2 separate regions of the Mus musculus genome follow, and region 2 is linked to region 1. A link is a loop called in an ENCODE intact Hi-C map of the cell type or tissue named here. Cell type or tissue: left cerebral cortex. All regions are shown on one strand.

Region 1 (8,000 bases):
TGTTAGCACACTCTACAATTGAATTCAAGTGTTCATTTGGCGTAATGCTTATCTGTTTAATATAATCTGGTTGTCTTCGGTTTAAACAGAAGCAATAACATTAAGTACAATAAAAGATGTTAAATTAATAGAAGACAGGGAAATGCCTTTCAATCAAGAGAGTATGCTGGTATCAGAATCTGTATCGAAAATCCTGGGTGATTTAAGAAAACAAGAGAGGAGAGAATATAAAATGCTGCTTTCCTTTCCAGGAGATGAATCATTAAATCTGTCTACCTGAACCCTTAAAACATTTCCAATGATTTGATCTGCTTATCAAATAATTCCTCTAAAAGCAATCAATACAAAATTCACAATGTTTCCTCTCTATTTCTGTTCAAAGGTAACTTGACAAAATCCAACATGTTAAAAAAGTGCCATGGGTATATTTGAGGGGGAGAAAAGGATACTCAGGTATAAAGAGAATTAAATCCATTCCTCAGTTAAGAAAACAACCCGATCCACAGATATTTTACATAGAACCATCATGTACTTATTGTATACCATATAGATTGTTTTAATTTTAACATCGCTTTCCTCCACTATTGCTGGTCTATATGGACATATGTTAATGATAAGACACCCACTGAGACAGATCATCCTGTCAATGTTCTGCTGCCTCCCCTCTATGAACGATTTTTAGTATTGCCCGAGGAGGGAGGGAGATCATAACATCATTACATCATTTTTCTTGTTCTTGCCTCTATCATAGCTTGCTGAGAAACATTCAACCTGTTACCATGGTCCATAATTTAAGATTTTATTTAGTGTAATGAGTGTCATTTGTCTACTTAAAATGACTGAACTACTCTTTTCTTTGCTTAAGAAGAATATTTGACTTGTACAATCAAAAGATGTGAGAATAAGAGATTTATTCAGAAAATAAAGCAGTCCCCTGAAATGTCTAGTGTAGTATAGACAGGAAATGGTAGGGAAATTTACCCTTTAAAATCTCTAATAAACTCCTAAGTTATTTGTGCAATGACAAATAATGTTGGTGTTTTTATTTTAAAAGCTTAGTATTATAGTGATGCTGATTTTTATGTTTCTCTTCAAATGCCATTATCAATGAGAGCATAAGCTTTGAAGATTATTAGCTTATCTTTTATCTTTATTGCATATAGAAAACATTTACATACTTAGTCGTTGTATACAGGTGGATCTGTGTACAGCATGTTTACCCAAAGGGGTGTGTGGGTTTCGGTGTGTGTGTATCTGCCTGTGTGTACACATATGTATGTGTGTGTGTATGCTTCTGTGTGTGTATGTGTGTGTATGGTGTGTGTGTGTATATACTTAGAGAAGAGGGCAAGCATACCTGAACATTTTAACATGAGAAAGCCTACACTGAATCTCCACACTACCAGTGACATCATTAAAAACGCAGGTTTAAAACGAGAACAAATTTATATGCATTTAAAATCATCCTTGAAAACATCTCTTTTTAGTAATCCTCATAAATTAATTTCTTTATGTGTATTACGTGCTATGAGTCTTTTAATCTTAAGAAAATGAGTGTTTTCTCTAATGTTACATAAGCCAGTGCACAGACATGACAGCAAACACTGCCTCTACTGGGGTGAAAACAATTTCCTCGGAAGCCCCACTTGATGTATAAAAAAAAATTCTAAAGCTGTTTGAATCATTTGAAATGGGCAGCATTTGTCCAATTTTAATTTAAAAAATTGCCACATATAGACAGATATAACTAGAAAGCTTTAAAAATGAATCTGATATTTAACAATGATATAGGTATAGGTTGATTATAATCAGACATACGAAAAAAAAATCTAATGTCATTAAATAACCCCCCCAAATCAGTGAACCTTTGCTCCTTATAAATTAAAACAACACTGCATCCAGAAAAATAAATAAATTCAATGAATACCAACCATATTATACTACATGCTGTTGCTCTTTGTTCTATCAGATGGCTATGCAAAGGTATTGATAATGGTTACATCATCAAAATTTTAACTGCAACTTGTGCACCAACTGTGTTTGTACCTGAAATCTGGAATCTCGGAGCTTGGCTTGACAACCATGAAAACATGAAATAAATGAAGTCTAACAAAGACTGGACTAAAGATTAGTTCGACACACTGTACATATCAATATCAGAATATGCGTTTAGGTATTATACCTAGAAGATGTTCAAATAGTAAGGATCACAATTGGCATTACAGCAAGTGAAGACCAGAGGAAAAAGGAAGGGAGAAATGCCTTCCAAGAGGGAAAGATTCATTAGTCTCTCTGGCAAGTGTCTAAAGCAAACAAGGAAAGCACAAAATAATCACCTAGTTACAAATAAACCTGTTTTAAAGCACAGTACCTTTCTGTGTCTGTCCTTCTTCCATATTCTCTTCCATGGCTACCTTTCTTCAGGAGAATCTGGCGCACGGTATTAGTCAAAAGCTCAATTAGATGTCAAAAAAGCGTGTGCCTTTTTTCCCTGGGCAGCTCCAGCAGCAGTGGCTTGGGCAAGTCCTTGGAGCTTAGCTGAGGCTCCCTCGCGCCTCTTGTTTGCTTAGAGACTGGCTGTCAAGTGTAATTTCATTCAAATTACTCTTCCGTGAAGATTATCAATTTTTCTTCTCAAAGCTGCCCATTGTGTGTGCCACAGTAAGCAGGTACTCAAACAAACAGCCGGATAATTTTGGGAGGGGGAGTGGAAAGGGGTCTGGATTCTAGGAGCAGAGACACTGTGATTCACAAGCCTCGCTTTGCATTTAAAATGGGGGAAAGAAATTGAGGTTTGTGCTGAAATCTCGGCTTTAAACTGGAAGCAGGCTGAACTGTGAACAGACAGAGGGGTGTCCTCCTAGCATGAAGCGGACCACCAACCCATAATTCCCCCCTTTGCCACCACAGTGGGAAAGCCCGAATTCTCGTCGTGTCTTTCTGCTGCAGTAGTTTTTTCTCACCCAGTCAGATTCATTACAAAAATGCCCTTTCCTTTTACCTCCTCACCAAGTGTCTAGTTAATTTGATTTAAAGGTGCCAAGGAGGGATGTAATTAGACTATCTCGAGGCTGGTCTGTTAAAGCTTATTATTAAGATAGGACCTTTATTTCACGTCTTTCAGAATCAAGGAGAAATAAAAACATGGTTTTCAAAGAAATAAGTATAAATCTTTTGTTGTAATAAGTATTTTATTAAGTGGCGTAGGACCTTTACAGGTAAAGAGAAAAAGAATCGATGTCTTTGTAAATTATGATTAGTTTAGCCCACAAAAGCTGCCAATTCCGAGTGGGAATTTTGTGAAGGGAAAAATTCTAAGGGTGATTATTGGAGAATGGGGGCGACAAAAAGAACGAAAGGATTCTGGATAGGGAACAACAGGATAGCATTTTACAATGGGAATCTGCACTCTGATTAGGAATGCAAATCACAATGCTGCAGTCTGGCAATAAATTAGCAGTCGTGCTCAACCTATTGAGTGACAGGACACAAGTAGAGTCGCAATACTTCACAAAAGGTACAGGAAGAACATAAACACTGTCTGTCAAGGCTGTGTCAAGCTTTCCTAGAGTATAAAGGAAGACTCTCTTGCCTATGTTCCTCTCGAAACAAACATGCATATGGAAACACACAGAGCTGAATAAGCTCTTGCCCTTGATGGAAAAAAAAATGCATATCCCCGTTATCCATATAATATGCTTGCGTTATACGAAAATTTTCACATAGGTTGTAAGACATGTCAGCAGCATTTTTTCACACCACACTTTTAACTGTAAAATCACTTATATATTTCAAGGAAAAATGATCTGACAATGCTCCAGTTTATTTACATAAATGAAGAGCTACTTCTCTCTGATAATCAATATTTCTATTCTTTTCGTCAAATGTGTTTAACCCAAGGGTAACTGCGACTGAAGAATCTCTAGCCACCCAGCATCTATCTCCCTTTCCTCTCTCTCTCTCTCTCTCTCTCTCTCTCTCTCTCTCTCTCTCGTCTCTTTCCCCATATATATATATTTGTATTCAAGGATTTTTAAGACAGTTGCTTGTTCAGTCCAGATTGAAAGAGAAGCCATAGGGCAATCAAAGAAGCCAAAACATAGCAGTCTTTGTGTTTCAGCCCATCTCTCTGCTGACATATCCTGGCATACACTCAGAACAGAGTGGAGCCTCCATCCTTGTTTACCTGCTTCATTCATCTTACGACACAGAAATAATCAGTGTAGCAAATAATTAACAGCAGCACACACACAAATGATAACACTATATTATATTTTTTGGTATTTTATAAACTTTAAGTGAGTTACTTAAGGAAAACAGGGAAATATATATATATATATATATATATATATATATATATATATATATATATTAGCCTGTATGTTGGAATATTCGTCTGCTACTCAAGCATATGCAGGGTCTGGGATTGTAAATGAAGAAGAAACTCTTAGAGCAAACATCATAAGCTGATTCTTTGTCTAGGACTCTGACTTCTAAAACTCTTCTACCTTTCTACTCCAATACATCACTGGTCCCTTCACTGTCACCCTCAGTTTACAATATTTGCTGGACAAGATCAATAGAAAGATGTGATTACAACTTCTTTTGTACTCTGGAAACTTCAAGGGAACAATATATTTGTATAATAACCAACTTATTGTCAGAATGGTTTTCTTTATAAAACAAAAGCAACTCATTATTTGTTTTATTTTATTTTTTCTGATAAGAATCCCTTTTAAGGAAATAATTTGTTTATAGGTCATATGCAAGTGAAGTGCTTCATTCTCAAGACACAGTGTTCTGTTGACGCCCCGTTCCCCAACATCCTAGATGTTTCCCACACCATCCACTCTACAGTATTCACAACTCTAGGTGGAAAATAGATATTTGTGTGGTTATTTTGTGTCAGATGTCCCCATTATTTCCCATTCCCATGTCCGATTCCTTTACTAATTAAGAAGTTCATTTCCCAAACCGTCCTTGGTTTTAAAATATTCAGAGCATCATCCTTTCATATTGAAGATAATGGAGAGCTTCCAAAATGATGAGAAGAAACGCATACATACATATTCTTACATCAACAACCTGTAAACAAGCTAAGATTCATTTTTTTGATATATACACAAATATGAGCCATTTTGAAGTCTACACTCCTGTGGGTTTTCAGTATATTCACATTTATCTAGCATTGTTTCCACTACCCCACTCTGAAACACTTTAAATCTCCCAAATTCCCCATCTTTCTTTTCCCATTTGACAGCTGGGATTGATGTTGCTGGTTGACATTTTTAGGATATTTGCAAAATCTTTTGTCGTTTGAATAAAAAACTTAAATATCTAGTTATGTGAAAAGTAGTTCATGAGATGTTCATGAGAAAACCTTATAGAAAACTGATTTTAATGAACTCTAAATATAAAACATTAACCTTAGTAACTGCCAATGATCTTCACTCTGTATTTCGATTGTAGTATGTTTGAATGAGAATGGTGTCAGTAGGATTATATATTTGAAATCTTGGTCCCAAATTGGTGGAACTCTTTAAGGAGGATTAGAGGTGTGGCCTTGTTGGTGAAGTTATGTTATTGAGGGAAGACTGTGAAAGCTCAAAAGCCCACACCATTCCCTGTTAGCTCTTCTAGACTCATGCCTGGTTATCAAGATGTAAGTTCTCAGTTACCACTCCGGACAATGCCCGCATGTATGCTGCCACAGCCCCCACCATGATTGGTGTGACCTCTAACATTCTCAAACCAAATGCCTCAAATTAAACATTTTCTTTCATAACTTGCTTTAGCCAAGGTGTTTTAACAAAGCAATAGAAAAGTAACTACAATGATCATTAAAATACACAAGTTATAGTGATATAGTGCCTCATCAAATATTTTTTTCAATTATTTTCATTGTATTTGCCCTGACTCTAGTTCTACTTGTGGTGTTTTAAATACATAAATGGACACCTAAAAACTATTACCACTAATGTTAAAGAAGATTATTCTTTGAAATAATATTTGAGATGTATTAATGATGTATATTATTTTTCCCATGTGGACTAAAAGATAGCTTACTTACACAGTCTAAAATTGTAAGTCCTTCTCATTTTTCCTAACTTTGGTTTAAATACATCTCCATTTTAAGACATGCTATCAATTGAGAAAATATCTACATATCCCTCAACTGTATAATGTACTTATCTTTATATTCAACTATATTCTTAGAAACAACTAGAATTATGACCTATTAGTTACTACAAAGCATATGTAGAAAGAATATAAGAAAAATGACAGAAACTTTTTATGGGTTCTGAGTCATAGAGTAAATAGGACATGTGAAAAATATGATTGTGTGGACTAAGTATAGTGTATAGAACCAAGAGTCATGACCAATTTAAAATTTTCTTTTTATCTTGAAATCTTTCAAAGTTAGACAAAGCATCATCTCATGAATGAAATATTTAGATTGCCACTTTTGCTATATTTAGAAAAAGAAATAAAACACAAATTGACTACTGCCTTAGAGTAGAGGTTGAAAATTTAAGACAGCACTCAATACCCAAACTCTCTGGTGAGAGCTGGTCTCCCAGGAGTGCAGACATGCCTGTGAACACAGGTAAGACCACCAATTCTGCTCTGAGTGACCTACCCAGAACCCTCAGGACATAGGATCCAAGGAGTAGCCCGGGACAGGATCCTTCCAGTTTTAGTCTGTACTGGGAGCTGATCCTGTGACCCAGCTCTCCATACCCAAATACCCCTGGGAGAGAGCTGGTCTGACAAGAGTACCAACACATAGGCTTGCAGGAGGGACAACCCACAGTCAAAGACAGCAAGACCAGCTAATACCACCACCAAAGATAACCAGATGGCAAAAGGCAAGCACAAGAACATTACCAACAAAAACCAAGGCTACAAGAAATCATCAGAACCCAGTTCTCCCACAACAGCAAATACTGGATACCCCAACACACTGGAAAAGCAAGATTTGAATTTAAAAATCACATCTCATGATGCAGATAGCGGACTCTAATAAGGATATAAATAACTCCCCGAAAGAAATACAGGAGAACATAGGTAAACAGCTAGAAGCCTTTAAAGAGGAAACACAAAAATCCCTTAAAGAATTATAGGAAAACAAAAACAAACAGGTGAAGGACTTGAACAAAACCTTTCATAATCAAAAAAATGGAAATAGAAACATTAAAGAAATCACAAAGGGAGACAAGCCTGGAGATAGAAAACCTGAGAAAGAGATCAGGAGTCAAAGAGGCAAGAATCACCAACAGAATACAAGAGATATGTACTGGCTAGTTTTGTGTCAACTTGACATAGCTGGAGTTATCACAGAGAAAGGAGCTTCAGTTGAGGAAATGCCTCCATGAGATCCAACTGTAAGGAATTTTCTCAATTAGTGATCACGGGGAAAGGCCCCTTGTGGGTGGGACCTCTCTGGGCTGGTAGTCTTGGTTCTATGAGAGGGTAGGCTGAGCAAGCCAGGGGAATCAAGCCAGTAAGGAACATCCCTCCATGGCTTGTGCATCAGCTCCTGCTTTCTGACCTGCTTGAGTTCCAGTCCTGCATCCTTTGGTGATCAACAGCAATATGGAAAAGTAAGCTGAATAAACCCTTACCTCCCCAACTTGATTCTTGTTCATGATGTTTGTGCAGGAATAGAAACCCTGACTAAGATAAGATAGAAGAGAAAAACTTGGGTTAAGAAGATACATTAGAAAATATTAACACAAGAGTCAAAGAAAATGCAAAATTCAAAAAGCTCCTAAGCCAAAACATTCAGGAAATCCAGGACAAAATGAGAAGACCAAACCTATGGATCACAGGTATAGAAGAGAGTGAAGATTTCCAACTTAAAAGGCCAGTAAATATCTTCAACAAAATTATAGAAGAAAACGTCCCTAACCTAAAGAAAGAGATGCCCATAAACATACAAGAGGCCTACAGAACTCCAAATAGATTGGACCAGAAAAGAAATTCCTCCTGTCATATAA
Region 2 (8,000 bases), 220 kb after region 1:
CAATTTTCAAGTTGTCAAAACAATATTTTAATTCTTCTCGCTGCAATACAAAATACATTTTGTAACATGAAAGAAATTGTCTTTGCATTGAGTGGAAAGTGTAACATTAGAATCTCACAAAGCTAAAGGTCTATGTTTTCACAAAGACAGTCAAAATGTACAAAGAATTGGGGTGATGTTTGAAGAAAATAAAAAAAGTGGTGGTATAGATCCTAGAGGACCGAAAGTTATTGGTGATAGTATCAAGCAAGGAGATAGCCAGATTGTTATGCCCAGATCTTGAGATTCCCACAGACCACCAGAGACCACAAAGAATCCAACTCATATGCAAAAGCAAAGCATCTTTATTCAGGCTCAATCTCTGACCCTCCAACCTCTCCAACACAGTGGACAGGTATGGAAGGGTCCAAGCTGGTGAAGCTTTGCCTTTTTATCACAGTTATAGCAGGGTAGGGGGCTTTCCAACTTACCGGTTGCATGATTGCTTAACTTGAGTAATCTATTCCAAAACATCTGGAACCTTGGATACTTTCCTCTTAGGAGCTGATTGATTGTTACTAAGGGTGGAATGGTTGTTTTTTAGGAAAGTTATGGTTATTGCCGTATGGTGTCTTGGTTCCCTGAACAAATTATGCTTTTTCCAGTAACTGAGTTTAGCCTAAGGAAAAGCTTGAACATGGGATGAAATCTAAATACAAAATGGAATTTGTAATGTTAGGTTGGGCCGTTCACAGATTACTATGATATTTTTGGTTCTGATTTTCTAGTCAACAATATATACTGTAGGTAATATAGTTGGTCTATAGTTTGAACACATGTTGGAAAGAATTGGTCATTTAGAAGGCTTCCAAGGTTAAGGCAGGCCTGCATTCTAGTCCGGTTTAGTTTTATTAGAAGTGCTGACTCGAGAGCATCAATGTGAGACGAGGCCCTTGGTCCTATGAAGGCTCGATGGCCCTGTGTAAGGGAATGTGATGGCAGAGAGGAGGGAGTGGATGGATGGGTGGGGGCACACCCTCATAGAAGCAGGATGAAGGGGGATGGGATAGAGGGTTTCTGGGGGGAAATGGGGAAAGGGATAACATTTGAAATGTAAATAAATAAAATTCCCAATTAAAAAAAAGGAAGTGCTGATTCAAATCTTCTTAGCGATGACATATTTTCACTAGATTCCCATTTTTATTCAATACTTTTACTTCCAAGGAAAAGTCTTCTTCCTCATTCAGAGTTATCAGTGACTATGTATCTCTAGCTGATTGGCAATATTTGGATGATGGCTCTGTGTTACCAATGATTTTGCTATGATTTACATAGACAAACTAAAGAGTTTTGGGTAGAGAAGGGAGGCTGGAACAGAGATGGCAATATCCTGTTAGCTGTCTATTTAATAGGAAGAGTACTAAGTTCTTAAGAGTAGTTAGTAGAGTTACTTCCTGCTTGTTCTGAGAGGAGGCGTGGGCAGTAATTAGGGAAAAAGTTGGTAACATTTCCAAGATGTTCAGAAAACCAAAACAGAACCTACTGAATTTTTATTTGTTTGTTTTTTATTTTGTTATTATTTTTTTACAAAGACTTTAAGCCTTTCAATTGAACACAATGGTATTTATTGGCTAGACGTGGCCTGACATTTTGGTAATGATAATTTAAGTTGTGCAGATTGAGCTAATTAACACCTGTCTCTGGAGTATGCTTGTTCCTCCTGTTTATTTTCTTAGTGACTCATGACAAAAAAGAGAGATGCATACCTAAAAGACACTACCAGAAGACTGTGAAAGTCACAGACCTAGATATTATATTTCTATTGTGAACTTGAAATAGCAGAAATTTGCACTAAGAAACTATGTCAGAGCAGACCCTCCCTTTACTCTTCCTGCTTTCTTCTGATATCATAGCTCAGAAAGCTGGTATTTTAGAATGTCTTTTTTCTTTTTTTCTTTTTAATTTAGGATACATTCTTTGGTAACCAGACAAAGATGTATTCTGAGACAAAAATGAGCTTTCTGGGTAAGAGGATGAGTCCTTGGATAGTAAGCAGAGAGTCTAAAGGAAGTCTCTTGGTCACTGTTCTATTGTTGTGAAGATACATCATGATGTCAGCAACTCTTATAAAAGAAAGCATTTAATTGGTCCTTGCTTACAATTTCAGAGGTTTAGTCCATTATCGTCATGGTGGAGACCATGGTGGCATGCAGGAAAACATGTGCTGAAGAAGTCGTTGAGAGTTCAACATCTGGATCCCCAAGCAGTAGGAAAAGTAAGATACTGTGCCTGGCTTGAGTTTTTAAAACCTCACAGGCCATTTCCAATGACACACTTCCTCTAAACAATGCCACACCCCACACCGACTTTAACAAGGCCATATCTCCCAATCCCTCTCAAGTAACACCATCCCCTGATGAGGAAGAAGCATTTAAATATTTAACCCTGTAGGGGCCATTTTTATTCAAACAATGACAAGAAGGAAATAATTTTACAAAGTGAAATTATTGATGGAAAAATATCAAGATTAGGTATTTCTGAGTTCCCTCTAGGCAAAGCCCTAACATTGCAAAAAACAATAATTAAAAAAAAAATTAACTTAGTGGTTTTGGTACTTGTAATATGAATGGGAATGGAATACATATTTTTCATTTAGTGTGAAATTCTTCACAATTACATCAAGTTCTTTTATTATAGTAGCCCTTTGGAGAAGTCTGATGCATCATTTAGCACTAGGTGCCACAAGGGTAGAATATGAAGGGACTGTAAATTCACCTTTTCTGTGGATATTCTGTACTTACTCATTACTGCAGCTTTGGCAGACGGAAAAGCATCCCACTAGAGTAATTCTGAATATTTGTCTAGCCATCAGTGACAATGGAGTGGTACAGGAGGGAATAAGAACTGCCAGGTAGTCAAAAGCCGGACTCAGAAATAACCTACTGCTTTACTTAAAACATAAGGCAAGGTGACCTCTTATAGAAGGAGGACCAATGCTTGGAATTTCCTGGGTTATTAATTCGATTGGTTTTAATAATTACACTATGGATTCGAGGTTGGGAAAATCAACAATTTAGAACTGTATGCCAAGTGATGGAATGAATGGGTTAAATAGGGAGTATGGCTGGCAGAGCTTCCCTTTCCAGAACATTCACAGCAGAAATCTGCCTCTGTGCTAAAACTGCTGAGGAGGCAATAGTGTCATCTAGTGGCAAATTTAGAATGGTTTCACATTTTAAAAAAATTAGAAAGGCTAGAGTTGCCTTAGAAAAGACATTTACAAATTTGTTCAGATGATATCTGTTTTAAGCTCCATACTTTGACCAGGCAACGAATAACCATATTTTTTACTATTAAGAACTTAATTCTTTTCCCACAAGAGAGACAAACTCATCATATACCATACCCTGTTTCTAGTACCTTTCTTTAACAAAAAGTATCTGCTAGAAACCACATTACTATCAACAATAGAAAATTTGAAATAACAGCAGGTAATGAATAGACCAAAATCCTCTTTTAATACATTAGTAACTGTTGAATGATTCTACTTTATAATCATGACCATATTTTATTTTGTACCCAGCCTCAAGCTATTTCAAGCTTTTCATCTGTTAGGAATGTTTGTCCTTGAAGGAACTTACATTTCATGTTGCTGTCAAGGCTTGACTGTGAAATATGCCTCCACAGATTTCTGTTTTAAAATGTTGATCTCTGACTGGTGGCTTTGTTTTGGAAGATTGTAGTAAATGTGGCAGGTGGGACCTATCTGGAGGATATGGAGGTATATCACTGTGGAATGAGACTTGAGAGTTTAGAATATAGTCCTGCCGCTGGTCTGATCTACTCAGATGTAAGTGAGTGGTCACCACATCCCCTGCCTGATCCTTTCACACTGCGAGCCAGAACAGAACTTTCCTCTTCATATTCCTTTCCCAGAATTTTAAATTCATTTCTAGTTTCTTGTTAAAAAAAAAAACCTAGCATTGTATTGGAATCAAATAGTTAATCAAACAGAATAGAGATCCCATATATAAACACTTGCAGCTACATGCAACTGATTTTTGATATGTTTTGGATTATTCACCAGAGAAGACTGTTTTGACATGAGTTTAAACCAACAGAAAATTTTAATATCCAACTTACAGACTATACTTGTTAGTATTTCCTCTAGGTTTTACTCAACAGTTACCTAGCAACCTCCCAGTACAGCCTGGCTCCAGTATAAGACTGTTTGGGTCTCTGTTCGCTGTTTAGGTCTCTCTCTCTCTCTCTCTCTCTCTCTCTCTCTCTCTCTCTCTCTCTCTCTCTCTCTCTCTCTCTCTCTCTCCTCCTCCTCCTCCTCCTCCTCCTCCTCCTCCTCCTCCTCCTCCTCTCCTCTCCTCTCCTCTCTCTCCTCTCTCTCCCCTCCTTCCTTCCCTCCTTCCTCTCTCTCTCTCCCCCCCTCTCTTTCCCTCCATTCCTCCCTCCTTCTCTCCATCTTCTTCCTCTCTCCCCTGTTTCCTGTGTTCCCAACTTGCCTCTTCCCTTCTTTCTCTCTCCTCACTCTTTCTGTACTTCTCTGTCTCCTTTCTTTCCCTGCCTCAACCCCCTTCCCCAGACCCCTTTCTCAAATGCCAAATAAATTTCCTTTTATACTAGACCCATCATTCTATGGCTAGTATCCCAGGGAGGGTGCCTCAGCATGGGCCCACTAAGGCACCCATTCCCACCCCATTGACAAGTCTGCCTGCCACTCAGACTTACTTTCTAGCCACCAGATCAAAACACTGGTGAATTGGTAAGTGCACCTCCCCCTTCAGGCATAAATGGTCCCTAGTCCCAAGGGAATGACTATTGAGCTCTAAGCATCCCTATGGTGTCCTTCAGGACAGAGGAATCCTAGCCATGGTCTATGACTGGCCCTTCTCAATGACATCTCCCCTCTCCTTTTGGAGCTCTTCCCTTGGATGAGATTTCTCTCTTATCAAAACAAGGCTCCTCCCTTTTCTCCTGAAGTATATTCTATTGAGTTTTCCATGTTTCTCAGGCATCTACCACAATTGGTACCTGGTTACCACATCATGGTCTGGTAAGCCAACCTGTATCACATGTGTTCTGTTATTATTTTTCTATTCTCAAGATGCTGCAAGCAATAGAATGTAATAAACTTTTTTCTCACCTATGGGTATCATGGTGCCTTCATCCATACCTTCAGCCTCCCCACTGGGATGCCTCCTGTAAAACCTCAAACATCTGAAACTATTTTCCAAACCCATACACTATTACAGTCAAAATTGACCCCAATACCCAATAGATAAAGACTCTAAATGGCTGCCTAATGGCACCTTTGATCCCATTATTTTAAGGAACCTTTATAACTACTGCCATCAACTCAGAAAATTAAAAGTAGGTTTCTTACATGCAGCCTTCACATTTTCTCTTTGTTCCTTCTGATCGCCAATTGAACTCCTCCTAGCTATGAAATCTCAACCAGATGAAACTTCCACTATCCTTGATCCAGCTAATGAACTTCCTCCTTATTGTTCCCAACCCACCTCTACAAGCTCTTCTTCTCTCCTTGCTTCCTCAGTTTACCTTACTGCCTCAGCCTCCTCAGCTTCCTCTCCTCCCCTCTCCCCCCAGCTTCTCCAGACTCGTCCCCTCCCTCTCCAGCTACAGGTCACTCTAGCGATCCTATCCTAGCACCAACTTTCAGCCCTCCAGCCCTCCAACTGCTCATTCAGGACTGCTCAGGACTATTGAAGCTGCTGCTGCTGCTGCTGCTGCTGCTGCTGCTGCTGCTGCTGTTTCTTCTTCTTCTTCTTCTTCTTCTTCTTCTTCTTCTTCTTCTTCTTCTTCTTCTTCTTCTTCTTCTTCTCTTCTTCATCTTCTTCTTCTTCTCCTCCTCCTCCTCCCCTCCTCCTCCTTCCCTCCTCCTCCTCCCCTCCTCCTCTTTCCTCTTCCTCCTCCTCCTTCCTCCTCCTCCTTCTTTCTTTCTTTCTTTCTTTCTTTCTTTCTTTCTTTTTCTCTTTCTTTCCTTCTTTCTTCTTCTTCTTCTTCTTCTTCTTCTTCTTCTTCTTCTTCTTCTTCTCTTCTTCTTCTTCTTCTTCTTCTTCTTCTTCTTCTTCTTCTTCTTCTTCTTCTTCTTCTTCTTCTCCTTCTCCTTCTCCTTCTCCTTCTCCTTCTCCTTCTCCTTCTCCTCCTTCTCCTCCTCCTCCTTCTCCTCCTTCTCCTCCTTCTCCTCCTCCTTCTCCTCCTTCTCCTTCTTCTCCTTCTTTTTCCCCCTTCTCCTCCTCTTCTTCTTCTTTTCCTCCTCCTCTTCCTTCCTCTCTCATCCTCTCTCTCTTTCCCCACTGACCTCTTCCCTTCTTTCTTCTCTCTTTCTGCCCTTCTCTGCCCCATTCCTTTCTCTGCCTCTCCTCCCTTCATCAGACCTCCTTCTCAGGTCCCAAATAAGCTTCCTTTCATACATGTCCTATGGTTGATACCTTTCAGGGGTGCCTCAACATGAGCCTTCTAAGGCACTCCCTCCTGCCTCATCATACCTCATTTTATAAAACATCAACACCGGGTTCTTGGTATCCACATGTTGCCCTGAGCCTCTTTCATGGTGAGCTTTTCTTTCTTTCTTTCTTTCTTTCTTTCTTTCTTTCTTTCTTTCTTTCTTTCTTTCTTTCTTTCTTTCTTTCTTGTTTATTTATTTTTATTGGATATTTTTTTATTTACATTTCAAATGCAAACCCCTATCCCATACTCCCTCCTCCTTTTTCTATGTGGGTGTTCCTCCACTCACCCACTCACCCTTACCTCCCCATTCTTGATTCCCCTACACTGGAGCATCTAACAAGCATTCATAGGACCATGGGCCTCTCCTCCCAGTGATGCCTGACAAGGCCATCTACTGCTACATATGCAGATAGAGTCATGTGTACTCCTTGGTTGATGGCTTAGTCCCTGGGAGTTCTGGGAAGTCTAGTTGGTTGATATTGTTGTTCTTCCTATGGGTTGCAAACCCCTTCCACCCCTTCAGTCCTTTCTGTATTGGGGACCCCATGTTCAGTCTACAAATGCTATGAGCATTCATCTCTGTATTTTTTTAAGGCTCTGGCAGGGCATCTCAGGAGACAGCTATATCAGGCTCCTGTCAGCATGTACTTCTTGGCATCCATAATAGTGTCTGGATTTGGTAACTGTATATGGGATGAATCCCCAGGTGGGACAGTCTCTGGCTGGCCTTTTCTTCGGTCTCTGCTCTATACATTATCTCCATGTTTGCTCCTGTGAGATTTTGTTTTCCTTCTAACAAGGACAGAAGCATCTATATTTTGGTCTTTCTTCTTTTTGAGCTTCATGTGGCCTGTGAATTGTATCTTGAGTATTTGGAGCTTTGAGGCTAATATACACGTATCAGTGAATGCATACCATGTGTATTCTTTTGTTGGAGATCTGAAGGCTCCTTTTTCATCTTTGCTGACTGCAACAAACTTCTTTCTCTTGGGCTGGTTCCACTCCAAGTTAGCAGCTTTCCTCAGCAGATATCCCACAGCTCTGGCATCTGGAACATCTTGGGGTCCCCAGGTGAACTTCAACATTACAGCTTCTTCTTCCATTGTCTGGGATCAATACATGATCTTCTGGGATCCTCTAAAGAGCTTAGGTCACTTCTCTAGCTCTCCCCTCTGTAGTATCCTAAGCTCGGGTGATTTAGTTCACTGCTTGGTGATCATCCTAAAGTACTGGCATCTCTAACACACTGGGGGCTTCAACTGCAGCAATGCTTCACCAATACCCTCTCATAGGCTCTTTTCATGGTGGCAAGCCTCAAATCCTTTGCATGACCCCTTCAGTCCCAGGATGTCAGCTGCAACTGAGGCTGAACTTTTACCAGTGGCCTTCCATGGCCTCTCACAGTGCTAAGCCTCAGATGCTTTCATGACCCCTTCATGCCTTCAAAACCAGTACTACCTGGGTGATTCTTACACATTACCACATCTAGCTGCAGCATGGGGGTACAAGCTTGGCTATCTCTAGAACACAGCTTC

The links. A loop is a pair of places that touch in the nucleus more often than their neighbours do. Peaks named below come from ENCODE experiments on the same cell type or tissue, not always from the same donor. Only the 100,000 strongest peaks of a DNase experiment are listed, where the experiment ranks them.
Region 2: it touches region 1 in a loop (4-fold over the local background); 6 of 42 quality-filtered maps call a loop at or near these places.

Annotation. Positions count from the first base shown.
Region 1 is chr8:54,949,687-54,957,686 of GRCm38, reverse strand. Gpm6a (glycoprotein m6a) reads right to left here and starts at 2,959. Exons shown (of 7, transcript NM_153581.6): 1 at 2,372-2,959. The coding sequence starts at 2,408. In left cerebral cortex, a CTCF peak has its summit at 1,611; DNase peaks (open chromatin) are centred at 2,115, 2,560, 2,806, 3,488 and 3 more places; H3K4me3 peaks cover 3,928 bases; H3K27ac peaks cover 4,287 bases.
Region 2 is chr8:54,732,006-54,740,005 of GRCm38, reverse strand. No RefSeq gene overlaps it. Among named protein-coding and RNA genes, the nearest start is that of Wdr17, 12 kb to the right of the region's middle. In left cerebral cortex, a CTCF peak has its summit at 3,186 (motif pointing left); DNase peaks (open chromatin) are centred at 3,133 and 3,721.